2 separate regions of the Homo sapiens genome follow, and region 2 is linked to region 1. A link is an interaction called in ENCODE POLR2A ChIA-PET data of the cell type or tissue named here. Cell type or tissue: endothelial cell of umbilical vein. All regions are shown on one strand.

Evidence for each region. ChIA-PET counts read pairs that join two places held together with the same protein. Peaks named below come from ENCODE experiments on the same cell type or tissue, not always from the same donor. Only the 100,000 strongest peaks of a DNase experiment are listed, where the experiment ranks them.
Region 2: POLR2A ChIA-PET joins it to region 1 with 9 read pairs; 3 of 35 experiments call an interaction of 5 or more read pairs at or near these places.

The regions. Positions count from the first base shown.
Region 1 is chr3:187,753,911-187,756,410 of GRCh38, reverse strand. No RefSeq gene overlaps it. Among named protein-coding and RNA genes, the nearest start is that of BCL6, 9.7 kb to the right of the region's middle. In endothelial cell of umbilical vein, no CTCF peak of the experiment used is centred here; no DNase peak of the experiment used is centred here.
Region 2 is chr3:188,467,390-188,469,889 of GRCh38, reverse strand. All of the region lies in intron 4 of LPP (LIM domain containing preferred translocation partner in lipoma), which reads right to left. Among named protein-coding and RNA genes, the nearest start is that of LPP-AS1, 100 kb to the left of the region's middle. In endothelial cell of umbilical vein, no CTCF peak of the experiment used is centred here; a DNase peak (open chromatin) is centred at 1,439; H3K27ac peaks cover 319 bases.

The DNA of each region.
Region 1 (2,500 bases):
TTCACTTGAAATTTTTTTCCTCAGCATTCACTGACCAAACATTATAAAAATGTTAAAAAGTCACTTATAGACCCCAAAAAGTTCTATCTACAAGGAGAGCTCATGAGTGGCCTCATATAATAACCAGGAAAACCTTTAACATTTGCAAATGCCATGAAACACCAAAAAACAAGATAATCACAGTATGATAAAGGGTGCAAGACCTACAGAGTCTACTGCATCTCATTATGGTCAATGTGTTCAGAAAGAGTGACATTTTGTTGGCATGGAGACAAATGTCTCCTAAAGTGAAAGGTCTTCTCCAAGCGTGTGTGGATACTTTCGACTTTTGCTGTAGTCCCTAAACATGTAGGTGGCTTCAACTTTAAGTCAGATATTCAAACCTGTGAATAACGGGACTAATTGTTTGCATTTAAAAGGCTTCAATTACGGCTTTTTATTTCTTGAGTGTGTGTTTGTGGGATAGATAGATAGATAGATAGATAGATAGACAGATCGATAGATAGATAATAGATATTAAGCATTTTGGAAGATAAAAAAAGAATAAAGCCGAGAAAAGCGTTCATAATCCTACTACTGTAAGAGAGCTACTGTAAATATTTTTGTCAATTGTGTACTATTATTTACATCCAGTCTATTTTCTACAAAGAATATATTTTTAAAAATTGCTGTGAATATACTGTATACAAATATTATATAGATATATAATATGCATATATCTCTATATACATATTCTACTTCTTTCCACTTTACATATTACCATAAGTATCTTTCAATTCTAATTTTTCGAAATTAGTTGTATTGTAATTTACTTAATCATTCTTCATCCAACATTCTTTCTTCCAGCCTAGTCATGATAGGACATGTAGGTTGTTCAAATTTTTTGTTGTTAGAATACAGCGCTAGGATGCATATACTCATTCACTGATTTTTCCTGTATGTTGAATTATGCATTAAAGATAGATTCCTAGAAGTGGAATCTCTGGGTCAAAGGGTCTGCTTATATTTATGATTCTTGGTATATGTGGCCAATATATCTGAAAAAGTCATACTAATCAACACAGTAGGACCTAGTCTCACTGCACTTCACCAAGAGTTATTTAAATGTTGGCTTTCACAGTGAATATAAGTGTTAGTTCAAAGATCTTATAACTACTTGGCAGAGAGGCCAATAGATGTCAGAAAACATGAAGGGAAGAAGAGAAGAGACACTTAAAACTCAAGTGCAGCATTAGAAGTAAAAGCCATTGATAACTGACAATTGGTTAGAAATTAAAAAAGCATCTTTGAAGTCATAATGTACATCAATACAATAACAGGCCTCAGTTTACCAAAGTGGATACTGCAACAAAATAAATGATTCGGGGTGAACTGGTGATGGGAATCAGCTCTGCCACCAATTTGCTAAGTGGTGTTTGCAAATTGCTTTCCTCTCTGGACCTTTCTCAACTGTAGAACTGGTAAGCCGAAAGATGAAGATAGATGCTTTCAGAATTTAGAGAATTGGGTTGTACTCAGATAATGCAGACAAACTCATAGGGTTAAGGGGTCTGATAGGAGCTTCTCCTCTGTAGACACCGAGACTCATAACTCTGATGAGATCCACAGTTCTATTGGAGTTGTGCAATGAAATAGCAGACACTCTTGGAATCTCTTGGGGCTCCCCCAACTTCATGAATGAATCTCTAAGTTCTGCATGCCCCATATAAACTGATGACAAGATCTTTGAGAGCACTGTTTCCTTAGTGGGTTTCCACAGAGAAATTTTGAATATGGGGGTCCACGAAGTGGCTTGAGCCATCTACCCCAACAACAACATTTGGCCTTTGGTGCCTCTCTAGTATTCTCCTGATGGTTATGCAGATGGTGGCATACAGAAATGGAGTAAATTAGTAAACTAAAAGAATAAATGAGGTGCCCCATTTCTCTGACTCTATTCTAGGAAAATGAGTGAGAAGCAGGATCTCCCAGATTTCAGGAGAGATCTGGGTCACTTTTTGGAGGTTTCTGGTATTGAAAATTATATATATATATCCTCCAGCTGTATATATATATATATATATATATATATATATATATATATATATAACATCTCTATATGATATACGTATCTATCTATACCTCTATAGATATCTATAGATATCTATCTATATCTCTATATGATATATAGAGATATAGATATCTCCTCCAGGTAATAGACTTAATTTTTAAGAACATGTTTCAATTCACAGAAAAATTGAGCAGATGGTACAGAGAATAACCCTGTGCCCAGTTTCCCCTATGATTAACATAATACATTATATGGTACACGTGTAACAGTGAAACAATATCGGTACATTATTATTCACTAAAGTTCATCATTGATTCAGATTTGTCTAGGTTGATCTTATGTCTTTTTGTGGCCAATTATTCCATCTAAGATTCGACATTATATTAAGTTGTCATGTCTCCTTAGGCTAATCCTTGCCTGTGACAATTTCTCAGACTTTCCTTGTTTCTG
Region 2 (2,500 bases), 710 kb before region 1:
ATAAATATAAGTTATTTTTACTGTGAGATTATTCTTTATGTGACTTGCCCAGAAACACATTCTTCACAAACATTTAGAAGCTCAAATATAAAATATAGTTAAGTGTTTATTGAATAGATGCTTTACTGTTAACATGGCTCTTAGCACACCAGGGCTCCAAAGAGTTAGGGGTAAAAGAAAGACAGGGAGTGAGAGAAAAGCATAAGACCGTAACTAAAACGATAACAAAACAAAGTCCTAGAAGCCAAATAAACAAATATTGTGTTCTCCCCAGAATGTTTAAAAATCTTGGAAAGGAACTGCATACGGAGCCTCGGGGTAGTACTGACTTGGCATATCAAGCCCTTGTGCAACTGATTAACCCGACATTCCCCTGGGTAGGGGAGTATTACTAGGTCACTTTTTTCTTTAATGGACAAACTGTTCTCGAACAATTTGCAAGACATAAACAAGCTATTGTAACATACCAATCAAAGAGGGTAGTTTTGTCCTCAAAAATGCGATGATGTAACCAAGTCAAAACAACCGCCACCACCACAACCACCACAACCGGGCAATCAGACAAACAAACATATCCCAATTCCGTCTGCCTAGCTCTGGATGGGCTCTTCTTTACCCACTTTGATGTATAAACACACAGTCCCACATCTGCAAAGGTTAAGTCCCAGATCAATAGCAAAGTTTACAAGACCTCCAAAATCTATTGGATGTTCTTCATCCAAGAACTTAACGGTTTTTGAATTAGAATACAGAGTTCACAATATAAAGGGTTCTCTTGAAAAATCAACTTTTGTCTCTAAGGAGGCCCTCCATAAAAAAGTCAATCCTTGGGTTTCATTCACTCTGCTTTCTTCACTTCCTCAGATTAGGAAGTCATGGGATAGAAGACAGTCCCAAATTGCAAAATTTGGTGACGTGTTCTGAGCAGAAGTTCAGCCACCTTGTTATTTTAGCAGACCAGGTCGGCCAGCCCAAAGACATAATTTAGCTGAGTGAGGAACTTGTTCCCTCCTCCTGCTTCATTTGGCCAGCTGCCTCAGAAGGTCTTTCATTCTGGAGTGCAAAGGATTTATTGCTCCCTTTTATTCCTCCAGCAGTAGTTCCAGTTCACTGAGTTTCAAGTTCAGCGAGCTCAGCTTTGGCATTCAAGGATCTCCTTATGTCTCATCCTAAAGAGAATTTGTCCCAGGTCCATTTGCCAAGGACATGGTGACAGTCCCCTTCCTGGCACTTGAGTCTCCAATATTATGCTTCTTCTTATAAACAGACCCATCCAATCACTTGAGTTCCTTCTTCAGGTCTTACTGGCACTTCCTTGGCTTAACTGACACGGCACAATGTTATAAACTGACAGAATAATCATATTAGACAGGAATTAGAACAGAATAAAGAGGTCCGCTAGTCTACAGGTCAACAAGCAACAGCCAAATGGCCAAATCCAGACCACCTCCTGTTTTTGTAGATAAAGTTCTTTTGGAACATAGCCAAGGTCATTCATTTACTTATTGTCTATGGCTGCTTTTGCATTCCAGTGGCAGAAATGAATAGTTGTGACAAATACCATATGGCCTATAAAACCTAAAATATTTAGTTACCAGATTTACAGAAAAGTTTGCCAAACCTGATCTAGTCCATAGACTCACATTACAGATAAGAAAGTTAAGATTTAGTAGGGTTAAACAGACAGGAAATAAAATTTTCAAAGCAAAATACCCAGGGCAGTGCCAGGCATATGGTGCATACACACTGAGTAAATACCACCTCTGGTGTTTGACAGGACATTTCGTATTCTTTTCATATGGAAATGGACTAAAATGATTTTTCAAAGATAGCATTGTTACCCTTGAGGAATTCATTGCCTAGAAAGGAGAAAAACATATAAACAGATCATTTTAACATGATATTGTGTGTATTCGTTTTCTGTTGTTACTACAACAAAGTACCACAAGCTTGGTTGTTTAGAAGAACAGAAATATATTTATCTTACTGTTCTATAAATCAGAAATCAGTTATGCATATCAATGCACTAAAATCAAGGTGTTGGCAGGGCAGCATTCCTTTCTGGAGTCTCTCCAGAGAATCCACTTCTTTGTCTTTTCCAGCTTCTCAAAGCTACTCCTCATTCTTTGGCTTGTGGCCCCTTCCTCCATCTTCAAAGCCAGCAAAGACACGTTAAGTTTTTCTCACATCACATCACTTCAAAGACCTCCTCTGTCCTCTTCTTCCATTTGCTATCACACTTGTAATAGCGTTGGGCCCATCCTTATACTCCAGGATAATTTCATTATCTTAGGTTAGCTGATTAACAACCTTAGTTCCATGTGCATCATTAATTTCCCTGTGGCATGTACCCTAACATATTCACATGTTCCAGAGATTAAGACGTGGACAACTTTGAGGGCTATTATTCTGCTCACCACAACATACCATAAGAAGGGAAGTCTGCACATAGTGCTAGACTCAGAGTAGGAACATCAGTGCAAGGACAAGTATAGACAAG